2 separate regions of the Homo sapiens genome follow, and region 2 is linked to region 1. Evidence: chromatin loops called from intact Hi-C (ENCODE). Cell type or tissue: GM12878. All regions are shown on one strand. Links, peaks and the distances in the headings refer to the core of each region. The heading gives the core; the rest is flanking DNA. Region 1 overlaps NOX3 (NADPH oxidase 3). Region 2 has its middle 37 kb from the start of TFB1M.

The links. Hi-C counts contacts between places; a loop is a spot of excess contacts. Peaks named below come from ENCODE experiments on the same cell type or tissue, not always from the same donor. Only the 100,000 strongest peaks of a DNase experiment are listed, where the experiment ranks them.
Region 2: a loop joins it to region 1, with 6 times the contacts of the local background. A loop is called at or near these places in 2 of 110 quality-filtered maps.

What each region holds. Positions count from the first base shown.
Region 1 is chr6:155,416,927-155,419,847 of GRCh38, forward strand. All of the region lies in intron 10 of NOX3 (NADPH oxidase 3), which reads right to left. Among named protein-coding and RNA genes, the nearest start is that of NOX3, 37 kb to the right of the region's middle. RefSeq lists enhancers at 1,376-1,525, 1,626-1,685. In GM12878, for the core only: no CTCF peak of the experiment used is centred there; a DNase peak (open chromatin) is centred at 1,455; H3K4me3 peaks cover 1,354 bases; H3K27ac peaks cover 2,108 bases.
Region 2 is chr6:155,350,004-155,352,924 of GRCh38, forward strand. No RefSeq gene overlaps it. Among named protein-coding and RNA genes, the nearest start is that of TFB1M, 37 kb to the left of the region's middle. In GM12878, for the core only: no CTCF peak of the experiment used is centred there; DNase peaks (open chromatin) are centred at 1,538 and 1,796; H3K27ac peaks cover 2,361 bases.

The DNA.
Region 1 (2,921 bases), core at 121-2,620:
TTTTAGTAGAGATGGGGTTTTGCCATGTTGGTCAGGCTGGTCTCCAACTCCTGGCCTCAGGTGTTCCGCCCACCTCGACCTCCCAAAATGCTGGGATTGCAGGTGTGAGCCACCACACCTGGCCTGAAACATTATTTAATAGCAGAATGATTCCATAAATTGTGGCCTATCCACACTATGGAATACTCTAAAGACACCAAACAAAATGAAATAGATCATCAGGTATTGACACTGACGGTGCCCGAAGTTATGCTTTAATGAAAAACAAAACAAATTACACTTCCTCTGCCTTCTACACACACACACCCCTATTTATGCATGAATGTGTATAGGTATATGCATATAAATGCATGGAAAAGGAATGGAATGAGACATATTCAACTGTTTAATGGTGAGTTTCTTAGGGAGCAAAGTTGGGGAGGTGTTTAGTTTGGGGAGGGAGGTGAAGGGAGATTTTAAAATGTTTGTGTATTTCATTGGACTCTTTTGCAAGAAGACTGTAGTCACGCAATCTGTGGTTAATAAACCAAGATATTAAACATATTAATACTGGTCACTTCCGCACAGAGCAATGGTGAGGGCTGATGGGGTACTGAGGCCTTTTGAGGCCCTCCGAGGAAAGACAAGAAGCATACATTTCTTTAGGAGAAGCATGAATGGCCCCTCCTAAAGAGGCCAACTGATGGCAGGAATCTTGGTGATTAGTAGAGATGATCAGTTCCAGGAGTAGTCAGAGCTCCAGTGTGAGGGAAAGTGAAAGTAAATAATTTCTCAAAGTAAACAGATTAAATTAAATGCATTTTTCATTCACTAGAAAAGAGAGCAGGCCCTCCTTTGTTTTATTAATATATTTTAGTAGAGTATGGATTTTTTGTCTTTTTTGGCCTCTTTCCCTTGTTCCCACTGGCCCGTGCTGTCTTTTTATTTGAATTATCTGTTTATTATATTAGGTTAAGAACCCAAAGGCCATTTTGCATGGGACACACTATAAATACCCATTATCATGGTTATATATTATGGAGCTGATGAAGGAAGACAATTTATGAAGAAATGAGATTATCTCAGTTCTTGTATAATCTGTTGTATCGTAGTCTGAAGACTACATATGCAGTTAAGAAAACGAACCGCATCTTGCAGTTGGCAGTTGTCTCAGTCCTGACTGCACAGCTGTGATATTAGGGAGAACTAAAATGTGTAAGCCAATCTATTTATGTCAGCAATCCTCCCCCTCCCTCCCCATTCATACACACCTATTTCATTCATCATTTTGACAGTTTGCACAAGCAAACCGTCCTAATTTTTTTTCAAGAGCTCTTTTCACAAATTGAGTGTGATGTAGAATTAATCATACCCGTTAGGCAGGAGGTGGAGGACTTTATTGCTAGAGGGCATTTTTCACCCCCAGCATTCAGCTTCCTCCATATTGCATCACAGAGAATTCTCAACCACCCTCAGCCTTCCCTCATCCCACAGGGGCACAGCGTTCTCAGCTGCCTTCAACTCAGTGAAGTTTGGCTCTTACTTCTGCGTTGAAAATATTTCTTTCATGTATTACAACTTTTTTCCATTTTCATCACAGCAAGCCATCATTATACTTCTTGTTATTTGGCCTTCTTGGGAAATCCCCTCCTGCCCATTCTTCCCCCTCCCCTTCCACTCCCCGCCCCCTCCCAGATCTTTCAAAACAAAAGTACTTAGAAACAAAGATATTTTAAGACATCAGCTTCAAATGGAAAGTACTACTTATGACGCTTCCCACTGAGGAAGTGGCAGGCGCCTTATTGGTTGTGCTCCTGCATTTTACTTAGAAGTTTTCTAGAATAATGCAACAGAGGAGAAGGGTAAAGAAGTTCTAGTTTGCAACGGTGACAATTGAGAAAACTTTGGTGCACATTTTTTCCTATAGACTTGCAACTTGAGTTTTGTGTGTAAAAATGTATGCCTTATGCCAACCAGTGTTTTTACACATGGAGGAAAAAAAAATCCCACCTAATCGCAGTTAACCATTTAAGCTTAAAATTCTGGCTCTCAACGCCTATGCGAGTTGTCCTTTCCTTCCTTATTACAAAAGAGGACAATCTGAAAACTATAGTCCAGACTTAAAATTGTGAAGACACCGTTAGATAAATATGTACTGCTTTGCTCTGTGGCACTTCAAAAATTATATAGACTCTGACAGTTTAGTGGAAGGAGTAGTCTTTATATCTCAAAAGCATGTAGGTAGCCCTGACAAATATTAGTTACATAAGCCTAATAGTAGCTATACTCAAACCAACACAAAGTTGCTTTAAAAGAGAGAAACTTCCTAAACCTGTTCTCATGCCTGCAGACGCTTAAGGAATTGGATCTGAACTGTAATTTTCAGCCCAAACTTTCAATAGCATGAAAACCTCACTTCTTCCATGAAAGAACTTTGAAGCAGAAATCAGAAACACATGCTCAGGTCCTGACTCAGTGGTGAACAAGCTGGGTGACTTTGGACAAATCATCTCCGCTCGAGGTGCAGATACTGACTTTCATGGTCCTATGCAAAGCTAGGAGATTAGGACCTTTAAGTTATTTTATGATTCCACACTTTAGCTTCCTTTCTCCCATATGACATTATTTCTGCCCTTATTTTCACCTGAGTCGTGTCCAAATAGTCCCTCACATTTTTATAAGCGATGAAAACATTGCTTTTATATTTTTTACTCTACTGTTTCTGTTTCTTGGAATAGAGATCAATGTCCCTATTTTATGGTTTTGTGGTGACTGCAGTGCTGAAAGCCTTGAGAAACGCCACAAGCAGAGCCCAGGAATGACAATGGAATGCTGAGAAAGGAGGCAAAATTAAGATTTTGTAGGCTCCTGTATGAATTTTAAAATTTTTGGGGGTTCTTATAAGATTTTTCCTCTATATTCCTAGTAAAATAATTGGAATT
Region 2 (2,921 bases), core at 180-2,679, 67 kb before region 1:
GGGGACCCTCTTAAAAAAAACAGCCTGGCCATGTTTTCATAGAGCTGCTGCGCTGTGCTGGGGACCCACTTCAGCCCCTGGTTACCTCAGACTCTCCAAAGCTAGAAACCTGGAATGTCTCAGTTGGCCGAACAGCAAAGGTGGTGGCATGCCCCTCCTTCTGGGAGCTCCATCTCAGGGAGGTGTAACACTGCTACCGGTGGCTGGCTGCAGTTCCAAGCCAGTGGGTCTTATCCCGCGAGGTGCCATGGAAGTGGGGTCTGCAGGCTGTTGCTGCTCAGCCCTTTTGATTCAGTTCCCTTCCTAGGGATATATTCAGGGGTCTAACCTCCCACTTTGTTGGAGTTGCAGCTGCTTTTGTTGGGAAGCCCAGAAAGCCTGGGTATCTAAGGCTCCCAGGTCTCTGCATGTGCCTGAGTGGCTGCTCTGCCAAGACTCCAGAGCTCTGTGCCAGACTGAAGGCCCTGGTGGCATGGGTTCACAGGGGGATCTCCTGACCTAAGAGTTGCAAAGATCCATGAGGGAAGCATGGGTTCCTGGGGTCACACATTCACTCACCACCTCCCTGGGTAGAGGAGGTTCCCCTGGCTCTGTGTTACTCCTGGGTGGGCTATCAACCTGCCTTGCTTTTCTCGATTCTCTGTGGGTTGAATTGTTTCTTTGATTAGACCCAATGCATTTACCTGGATGTATCAGTTGAAAATGCTGTATTTATGCACCCCTTCCATTCCTTTCTGTGAGAGCAGTGCACACTAGCTACTTCTAGTTGGCCATTTTCTCAGGTATTTCCTATATTCTCTTAAACCTTTCAGTCCTTCAACGCGCAGTCTCCCTCCTGCCTCAGGGCCTTGGCACATACTTTATTTTTCCTTGCCTGCAACGTTCTCATCTCTCTCTTGATCCCCCTCTCTGAACTTCCTCTAAGTTAATGTCTATTTATTAAAATCTCAGCTCAATCATTGCTTCTTTATTGACCCACAACCCCCCCAATCCCACAACTCTATCAGGTTCCCCCTTTTTATCTTTCCAGGTAGCAACTTCTACTTTTCCTTCTTATCAGTCATCATGATTTGTAATTGCTTACTTTTTAATGATTATTTAATCAATATTTCTCTCCTTTTGTTTACAAATTTTCTAGCACCTGGCCCAGTGAAGAACACTCAATAAATATAATTAAAGAAATATGTAAGAGAAGATAGAATTTTTATTGCACATTAACAAAAGAAATGAAAGAATCCACCTTTTTGAAAATTTAAAAATAAACCAAAATTTCTTATAGGCTGAGACATTGATCCATATAATTTGGTATAAACTTTGTTTGCTGATGAAGAGAGGGAAGTGGGGAGATGGGATGTAACTAATCTAGCAGCAATGAAAAAACAAAATTTTTCTGGTGAAATAAGTAATGGTTTTCTGGTTGAATAATTCTACACACAGAAAATGATTGATTAGAGTTTCCTGCAAGCCTGGGCTATGCAAATATAGCAGGTGTCTATGTATATGCAAGGCTTGAACACAGTCTTCAGTTACTTTTTTGGGAAAGCTGCCCCAGTTTAGTTTTGAGTCATATTTCTACATCTGTCACTATGTTCTAATCATTACCCAAACAGGTATCAGACATGACCACGTAGGCAAAATAAATAAATAAATAATAAAATTTAAAAAACCCAATTTTGGCTTTAAAGTGTCTCAGCATGGATAATGTGGATGAATGGATACATGTTCTAATCTACTTATATCTACTTATTTCTGTTTCAATTTTAAAAAGTGATAGAGCACTCATGAAGGCATAAGTATTGCCTAACAAGTTAACTGGAGCCTCAGTTAATATGTGCTACATTAGCTGAATGAATGAGTGAATGACTAAAATTTGACAGAAAAAAGATTGTGAGATCTGTGGGATTCTTTCCTTTCCTTTTCTTTTTCTTTCTTTCTTTCTTTTTCTTTTTCTTTTTTTTTTTGAGATGGAGTTTCACTCTTGTTGCCCAGGTTGGAGTGCAATGGCGTGATCTCGGCTCACCACAACCTCCGCCTCCTGGGCTCAAGTCATTCTCCTGCCTCAGCCTCCTAAGTAGCTGAGATTATAGTCATGCACCACCACGCCCAGCTAATTTTGTATTTTTAATAGAGATGGGGTTTCTCCATGTTGGTCAGGCTGGTCTTGAACTCCCGACCTCAGGTTATCTGCCTGCCTCGGCCTCTCAGAGTGCTGGTATTATAGGCATGAGACACCGCACCCAGCCAGATCTGTGGGATTCTTCACTTGATCTTGTGGCGATCTGAGATAACCAAAATCTATTTTGAGAATTAACTCTTCACTTAAGAGCTTCTAGTACAAACTACATGGTTCCTTTGGCAAGTACTTTTTATGTGGCACTAAAGATGCCCTAAGGAGCTTTAGAAAAATCAATGAGAAAGATCCACTTGGTTCCAGAAAGTGTTTTACATTTCAGGAAGGTCAGTGAATCAGTGTTTCTGGTTCATTTCAGCCTAACTGCATTCTATTTGAAGTAGTTTTTTAAATGGTCATCTCCTGATCACTTTTTCTTTTAGGTCTCATTAAGCTTAAAGGGCTTCACCTCAAAGGGACCCTGATCACTAAAAAGTTATTTCTGGATGGAGTGATGTTAGCCAGTTAGAGGATTGGGGGTCACTTGCTCTTATCTTCCCTCAGTAAGAATCCCATCCACAGAAAAAAGTCTCCTTCTGGGTCTCTGAGATTCAGGTAGAAGGCTGTGAAACCTGGTGGAGCCCAAGACCTAGGATAGTGGTTTTGAGAGTGCAGACCTGCACCTAGGTGTCAGACTGGCTGACTGTGCTTCTGAGTTCAAACCTCAAACCAGCCCCATTCCCTAAAGGCTTGCCTTGAACCTACAAACAAAACAATTTTCCAAAGGGTCCAGGAGGAATCATGCACACTA